Regions from separate parts of the Homo sapiens genome. Here region 2 is linked to region 1. A link is an interaction called in ENCODE POLR2A ChIA-PET data of the cell type or tissue named here. Cell type or tissue: Panc1. All regions are shown on one strand. Links, peaks and the distances in the headings refer to the core of each region. The heading gives the core; the rest is flanking DNA. Region 1 has its middle 51 kb from the start of PRSS23. Region 2 overlaps ME3 (malic enzyme 3).

The links. ChIA-PET counts read pairs that join two places held together with the same protein. Peaks named below come from ENCODE experiments on the same cell type or tissue, not always from the same donor. Only the 100,000 strongest peaks of a DNase experiment are listed, where the experiment ranks them.
Region 2: POLR2A ChIA-PET joins it to region 1 with 5 read pairs; 3 of 35 experiments call an interaction of 5 or more read pairs at or near these places.

The regions. Positions count from the first base shown.
Region 1 is chr11:86,746,886-86,751,286 of GRCh38, forward strand. No RefSeq gene overlaps it. Among named protein-coding and RNA genes, the nearest start is that of PRSS23, 51 kb to the right of the region's middle. In Panc1, for the core only: a CTCF peak has its summit at 2,766 (motif pointing left); no DNase peak of the experiment used is centred there; H3K27ac peaks cover 3,535 bases.
Region 2 is chr11:86,654,761-86,659,161 of GRCh38, forward strand. All of the region lies in intron 2 of ME3 (malic enzyme 3), which reads right to left. Among named protein-coding and RNA genes, the nearest start is that of ME3, 16 kb to the right of the region's middle. In Panc1, for the core only: no CTCF peak of the experiment used is centred there; no DNase peak of the experiment used is centred there; H3K27ac peaks cover 571 bases.

The sequences.
Region 1 (4,401 bases), core at 144-4,143:
CTGAGCGTGACATGTAAGAAACTCACTCTCTTCATTAGAGTGGTAGCAGCATGCAGCCTCAGGCAGCAGCTGCTACACCTGGCAAGAAACCACCAGCACTGCTTCTTGGACACCTGAAAGCATCCCTGGGGCTTCTCAGAAATGTTTGGGATGAGTTTCTGTGAAAGACCAGTCTCCTACATTGACATAGGTGGAGGCTCAGTGCCCTAAAGATTCGAGTACTACGCTTAAATGTGATTGCCTTTGCAATGACTGAATTTTCAGACTATAGAAATGGAAAGTTGGAGACAATGTTCATCAGATAGATATTTATTGGCTGTTGCTTAGTTCTTTAGGTTTCTTTTACTGTAATGGTTGTTCAGTATAATGGTAACTGGTCTCAAAAACAAAAACCTGGTTCTCACCCAGCCATTAAGGCACCCACAACTGCAATCTCAGGGTGGTGGTAAGCATATCCATGTGAACCTTCTCTCCATCGAGCTCATGATCTCTGCGGTTGGCTTCTGGTTTCTCAGGGAATGGCTGGCATTTAGATTTACAGTTGTAGGAGAGACCCTGGGGAGTGACTGCAGTGGATTCCATTGGGCTCAGAGACATTCTTTCTTTTGCTCTGTCAACTGGGGTCCACCCAAGCTTTTGATGAGAGCAGCTTCAAAGTATGTGATGTGTCTGCACAGAGTATTCCCTTTTTTTTTTTTTTTTTTTTTTTTGAGACAGAGTCTCACTCTGTCACCCAGGCTGGAGTGCAGTGGTGCAATTTCAGCTCACTGAAACCTCTCCCTCCCAGGTTCAAGCAATTCTCCTGCCTCAACCTCCTGAGTAGCTGAGATTACAGGTGCCTGCCACCATGCCCAGCTGATTTTTGTATTTTCTGTAGAGACGGGGTTTCGCCATGTTGGCCAGGCTGGTCTCAAACTCCCAGGCTCAAAGCAATCCACTTGCTTCAGTCACCCAAAGTGCTGGGATTACAGGTGTGAGACACCAGGCCCAGCCCAGAGTATTTGGCCACAAAAATGTCAGGGAGGTGGTATGGAATTGTTAAAATAATGCAGGTTTTGGAACCTGAAAGATGTGACCTCTCTGAGCCTCCGTTCCATTGTCTGTAAAATGGACTCGAAAACCCCACCTTATAGGGTGGTTATGAGGTTAAGCAATAGTGTATGTAAGGTGACTGGCACAGTCATTGCGCAGGCAGTTTAGTGGTATTCAGATAACAGAGAGGTGGTATTCAGATACCAGAGAGGGAAGCTTATTTCAGAGACTACATCATGGGACTGTTTATACTTTTTCCTTCCCAGTGTGCCAAACACCATCCTGGGCACTTGGTTATAAAGATGCGCTAACTCACCTCCCCTTCCCCTTTCACAGCACAAGCTCAGGCCAGGAACAGTTTCCTTCCCAGTGGCATAGACTGCCAAGCGCTTACTGCTGTGGAGATGGGGGTCATTCTGGGTGCCTCTGACTTGGGTTGTGCTGGGAATGGAAGTCGGGTGGCCACAGGACGAAAACAACAGACTAGCCCAGGGCTGGAAAGCTGTCAACAGGAATGTGAAAACGAGATCTTGGTTGAATAGCTATGGCAAATATTCTTGGAACATTCTTCCTCTGTTCTTAGGGTGAGGAGGAGGAGATCTCACCCCAATTGTGGGGGTGGAAAAATCTGCTTTTCATTAGGGGTACACTGTGTGTGGAGGGACCAGCCCTTCCAGACAGCTCAGTGATCACAGCCTGGGTGCTCACTGGCTGAGGTCAGCTCTTCCCAGCACCCAGAACCAGGCTCCAGGCATTGGACAGGGCTGCTAATAGCCAACAGAAACATGAGGTCTCTCTACCCTTCTATCCTACTCAAAAGCATTTTTCTCATTCTATTCTTCGTAAGCAGAAGGGGACCAATCCTCTTCATCATAGCTTTCCTTTATTGAACACCTGTTCACCAAACACCAGACTATGAAGCCACACTGTCTCTAAGCAATCTTCATATTCTAATCTTTACCCCCTTTCTTTTGCCTGCTATCTTGCCTAATCATTCACTGAGAAAATAAATCCCACCAGGCAAGTGCATTTCGCTCAATGCAGCAGACAGGGTCCAGCAAGGAAAACAGAACTGTCTTTAAGTACTTAAAACAGAGAATTTAATACCAGAAAATGGGCTGGGCATGTTGGCTCATGCTTATAATCCCAGCACTTTGGGAGGCTGAGGTGGGTGGATTGCTTGAGGTCAGGAGTTCGAGACCAGCCTGGCCAACATGGTGAAATCCTCTCTATTGAAAATACAAAAATTAGCCAGGCATGGTGGCAGGCACCTGTAATCCCAGCTACTCAGGAGTTGAGGCAGGGGAATCACTTGAACCCTGGAGGCAGAGGTTGCAGTGAGCCGAGATCGCGCCACTGCACTCCAGCCTGGGTGACAAAGTGAGACTCTGTCTCAAAACAAACAAACAAAACCCAGAAAATGGCTAAAGGAGAGATGGAAGATGGGAGACGCCAAAGAAGCAGTGATGAGGCTGCCCAGAAGCCGCTGGCACCCTAGGCAGAGGAAGAAAGGGAGGTGGTAGCATGGTGTTCTTTGGGCAAGTGTGCTGGGTTTACTTGCCGAACCAGACCATGGAGGACATCCCTCCAAGAAGATGGCCCCATGAAGGAGAGGCAGTGGCTGCTAGAGATTTCATCAGAAGGGAGGAGGAGTAATACTCTGCTGCTCCCTGCCTCCCACTCTACAATCCTCCACCCTACTATTGCCCACCAGTGCCTCCTGTTGACCACACGCAGGGGGAAGAGCTGAAACAGGAGCTGAGAGATGCCCCCTGCAGCCCATGATAGAGTGAAGGAGAAGGGCATGGAATATTTCCAAGGGAGGCACACCATAGGCAGGAACATTCATATTACCTTATTTAGTCCACACACAATCATATTGTCAGGTAGGAATTATTGTTATCCCATTTTTCTGATGAGAAAATTGAGTATTATAGGACTTAAAAAAATAGATTCTTAAAGCTGAGCTATTTTGGCATTCTACCTACTTTAAGCTCTGCCAGAGATTTGAATTCTCAAACCTCTTTTTCTTTCCTAATAGCAGAGCTGAGTAAGCTTTAATGGGTTAGCCAGATCTGTCTTTAAAGTAAATCAAAGGTTTTCAATTTCATTTTTGAAAAACTTAATTAATGAGAAGCACATTTATTTCAAAGAGCCAACACTAAATAAAACAAGCCTATGGCCTGCTGGAGCTTGACAGCTGGCAGCTTTGGAGAAGGAGTGAGGGGCCTCTGGGAACTGCATCGTGGCTTGGTAGTGTGAACAGAGCATCACTGGGGTCAGCTCTGTGTCTGCTCAAGGCTGCCTGAGGTCTCGCTGAGGCATGTGAGCATTTCTGCCAGTGTCCCTGCCTGGCAGCACTGTTCTAGAGTTCCTGGAGCTGTGTCAGCCACCACTATGAGCCCCTTTGTCCTAAAATCTGCTTTGGTATCCCTCTTCACTGTACACTTGAGGATTTGATGTCCCTCTTCACTGTATACTCAGCATTCTGTGCCTGCATCCATCATGGCAGAAATGCAATAGAAATTTAAGGAATGAATGAGTGAAAAGACATATAGCAACGCAGATGTCCTTAATGGAATGGGGTAGTGGGAAGAATGTGCAGTCAGTTGTCTGTTAGACCTAGAATTACACCCCTATGTGCTACTCACAAGATGTGTGATTTTAAAGAACCAAATGAGGTCTGAGCTTCAGTCTTCTCCTCTATAAAATGGGATTTGTATTACCTTCCTTAAAGGGTTGTTGTGGCTATTCAAAGAAATAGCATTGCTTAATGACTATCATTTCCTTTCTACCTGATATTTTGAAAAGAAACTACTCTGTTTTTGCTTAAAATGTTTTGGGTAATCAGCAGGATTAAATATTGGGATAGATGAACCATGGCTTTGAAGCAGGATGAGGATATAAACTAAGATTCAGTACAGGAAATATAAATCACTTTGGGTAATTCAAGAAGAAAGGGATTTGATGCAGAGAATTGATAAATATAAAATTGTCGAAAGGTATGGAAGAGTGAATGTTGAGGGCCACCGCTGGACTTTTGAGTTCAAGGACATTCAGTCCACCATGGCTACAGCCCATGTCAGGAGGCTGCTGCTGCTGCTGCCGTCACACATGTCGCCACAACTGCCTGGTACTCTTCAGTCTCTGTAACCTTGTGTGTTCATGTTCTATTGCTGCATGACAATTTTACCACAAGCTTAGCAGCTGAAAACAATACATACTTATTATCTCACCATTTCTACGGGTTAGGAGTCTAGGCACAGCTGAGATGGATTCCCTGATTCAGGATCTTATGAAGCTGCAATCAAGGTGTCAACTGGGGCTGCAGTCTCAGCTGAGTCTCAATTGGAGCAGGATCTGCCTCCA
Region 2 (4,401 bases), core at 316-4,315, 92 kb before region 1:
AGAAGGAAATAAAGGTCATTCAATTAGGAAAAGAGGAAGTCAAATTGTCCCTGTTTGCAGATGACATGATTGTATATCTAGAAAACCCCATCGTCTCAGCCCAAAATCTCCTTAAGCTGATAAGCAACTTCAGCAAAGTCTCAGGATACAAAATCAATGTGCAAAAATCACAAGCAGTCTTATACACAAATAACAGACAAACAGAGAGCCAAATCATGAGTGAACTCCCATTCACAATTGCTTCAAAGAGAATAAAATACCTAGGAATCCAACTTACAAGGGATGTGAAAGACCTCTTCAAGGAGAACTACAAACCACTGCTCAATGAAATAAAAGAGGATACAAACAAATGGAAGAAGATTCTATGCTCATGGGCAGGAAGAATCAATATCGTGAAAATGGCCACACTGTCCAAGGTAATTTATAGATTCAATGCTATCCCCATCAAGCTACCAATGACTTTCTTCACAGAATTGGAAAAAACTACTTTAAAGTTCATATGGAACCAAAAAAGAGCCTGCATCGCCAAGTCAATCCTAAGCCAAAAGAACAAAGCTGGAGGCATCACGCTACCTGACTTCAAACTATACTACAAGGCTACAGTAACCAAAACAGCATGGTACTGGTACCAAAAGAGAGATATAGATCAATGGAACAGAACAGAGCCCTCAGAAATAACGCCACGTATCTACAATTATCTGATCTTTGACAAACCTGAGAAAAACAAGCAATGGGGAAAGGATTCCCTATTTAATAAATGGTGCTGGGAAAACTGGCTAGCCATATGTAGAAAGCTGAAACTGGATCGCTTCCTTATACCTTATACAAAAATTAATTCAAGATGGATTAAAGACTTAAACGTTAGACCTAAAACCATAAAAACCCTAGAAGAAAACCTAGGCATTACCATTCAGGACATAGGCATGGGCAAGGACTTCATGTCTAAAACACCAAAAGCAGTGGCAACAAAAGACAAAATTGACAAATGGAATCTAATTAAACTAAAGAGCTTCTGCACAGCAAAAGAAACTACCATCAGAGTGAACAGGCAACCTACAAAATGGGAGAAAATTTTCGCAACCTACTCATCTGACAAAGGGCTAATATCCGGAATCTACAAAGAACTCAAACAAATTTACAAGAAAAAAACAAACAACCCCATCAAAAAGTGGGCCAAGGACATGAACAGACACTTCTCAAAAGAAGACATTTATGCAGCCAAAAGACACATGAAAAAATGCTCACCATCACTGGCCATCAGAGAAATGCAAATCAAAACCACAATGAGATACCATCTCACACCAGTTAGAATGGCAATCATTCAAAAGTCAGGAAACAACAGGTGCTGGAGAGGATGTGGAGAAATAGGAACACTTTTACACTGTTGGTGGGACTGTAAACTAGTTCAACCATTGTGGAAGTCAGTGTGGCGATTCCTCAGGGATCTAGAACTAGAAATACCATTTGACCCAGCCATCCCATTACTGGATATATACCCAAAAGATTATAAATCATGCTGCTATAAAGACACATGCACACATATGTTTATTGTGGCACTATTCACAATAGCAAAGACTTGGAACCAACCCAAATGTCCAACAATGATAGACTGGATTAAGAAAATGTGGCACATATACACCATGGAATGCTATGCAGCCATAAAAATGATGAGTTCATGTCCTTTATAGGGACATAGATCAAACTGGGAACCATCATTCTCAGCAAACCATCGCAAGGACAAAAAACCAAACACTTCATGTTCTCACTCAAAGGTGGGAACTGAACAATGAGAACACATGGACACAGGAAGGGGAACATCACACACCAAGGCCTGTTTTGGGGTGGGGGGAGGGGGGAGAGATAGCATTAGGAGATATACCTAATGTTAAATGATGAGTTAATGGGTGCAGCACACCAACATGGCACATGTATACATATGTAACAAACCTGCACGTTGTGCACATGTACCCTAAAACTTAAAGTATAATAATAAAAAAAATTTACAAGAGAAAAGCAAATAACCCCATCAAAAAGTGGGTAAAGGATATGAACAGACACTTCTCTAAAGAAGACACTAATGCGGCTGATAAACATATGAAAAAAAAAAAGCTCATGATCAGTGGTCATTAGAGCAATGCAAAGTAAAACTACAATGAGGTATCATCCCATGCCAGTTAGAATGGCAATCATTAGAAAGTCAGGAAACAACAGATGCTGGAGAGGATGTGGAGAAATAGGAACGCTTTTATACTGTTGGTGGGAGTGCAAATTAATTTAACCATTGTGGAAGACAGTGTGGGGATTCCTCAAGGATCTAGAATTAGAAATACCGTTTGACCCAGCAATCCCATTACTGGGTATATACTCAAAGGATTATAAATCATTCTGCTATAAAGACACATGCACATGTATGTTTATTGCAGCACTATTCACAATAGCAAAGACTTGGAACCAACCCAAATGCCCATCAATGATAGGCTGGATACAGAAAATGTGGCACATATACACCATGGAATACTATGCAGCCATAAAAAAGAATGAGATTGTGTCCTTTGCAGGGACATGGATGAAGCTGGAAGCCATCATTCTCAGCAGACTAACACAGGAACAGCAAACCAAACACCACATGTTCTCATTCATAAGTGGGAGTTGAACAATGAGAACACATGGACACAAGGAGGGGAACATCATACATTGGGGCCTGTAGGAGGGGGTGTGGGGCAAGGGGAGGGATAGCATTACCAGAAATAGCTAATGTAAATGATGGGTTGATGGGTGCAGGAAACCACCATGGCACGTTTATACCTATGTAATAAACCTGCACATTCTGCACGTGTATCCCAGAACTTCAGTATAATAATAAAAAAAAGATAATGCAGCCCTGCAGTTCACAATTACATGCTTGCTATGGTATTAACTTGTGACCAAACTAGAAGAAAGACTCCTGAGGTATCATTTTCCTTTAGAAAAAAAATAATAACCATCTTTATAATGTTGTTCGTTCACTTATTTATTATCTGTCTTTCTCACTAGATTGTACACTCAGCAATAAGAAGAATCATAGCTGGCAAGCTTATGATGTTATTCTCAATACCTCACAGTGCCTAGAAGATAGCAGGTGCTCAGTAAACATTGGGTGGATGGATGGATGGACAGGGATTCAGGGATGCAAGTAAAGAAGACATGAGTTCTAGGACAGGAAGCAGGATAATGTAAGATGAATAGCTCTTCTTAGGTTGGCAACCCTCAGCATCTTAGGGGTACCATGAAGAACCTCAGGATATGCCTCATATATGAGGCGGTCTTTAAGGAAGAAGAGGCCATGAAAACAGGAGATGGGAGAGATGTAGGCAAAGTTTACCTTCTTCACAATTTTTTTTTTTTGAGACAATCTCATGCTGTCGCCCAGGCTGGAGTGCAGGGCGCGATCTTGGCGTACTGCAACCTCCACCTCCCGAGTTCAAGCATTTGTCCTGCCTCAGCCACCCGAGTAGATAGGATTACAGGCATGCGTCACCAGCCCAGCTAATTTTTGTATTTTTAGTAGAGATGGGGTTTCATCATGTTGTCCAGCCTGGTCTCGAACTCCTGAGGTCAAGTGATCCACCTGCCTCAGCCTCTCAAAATGCTGGGATTATAGGTGTGAGCCACTGCACTCAGCCTGCAATTTTTCCTCTGCTTGCAAATAATATATGTAACACACCTGTAAGAGTAACTGGCACAGTAGGCATTATATGTGATTGTTATTATTTTTAATGTGATTGTGCCAGTAATTTTGAGCCCCAGAGGAGGCAGCTGACTCTGTCCAGTTGACAGTAGTAGATCACAGAACATTGAATAGCTCAGTTAACAAGAGAGTGGCTAAGGATGCTTGGACCCTCCAGTCCTGCAGTCAAAGCCAGTTACCAGAGGCAGGACTGCCCCTCTGCTTGGCAGGCCCTCGCTCCTGGCACCACCTGGCCAGCTGCCCCACTGGCACCCATGCCATCATCTCCCACAAGCATGGCTAGGCTCCTCAGACATGAGGAGAAGCTGCTGCCAGCTCTGGGAGTGTGAGAACAGGGGAAATGTTTCAGCTCTGATGGGTGGATTTAAAAGTCTGTTTCTAAAAATGGCTATTAATAGGTTTTTCTCTACACCAACCATCTCTACTCCTGTTTCATCAACAGCAACTGCATTGCTATTCACTGTCCTTGTGACCTCAAGTGATTTTACCAGTCAAAAAAAATCTACTGCCTAGAATAGACCAAAAATAAAAGAGATAAGAAAGGAGAGTATGACATGAAGGCTAAGCTTTCTGTCAGTTTGTGTAATGTTTTCAAGATCATGTTACTGCAAAGAAATACATAAAATTCAAAAGGAGGGTGGCAACTGGGAACTCACACAGTCATCAGAAACGGA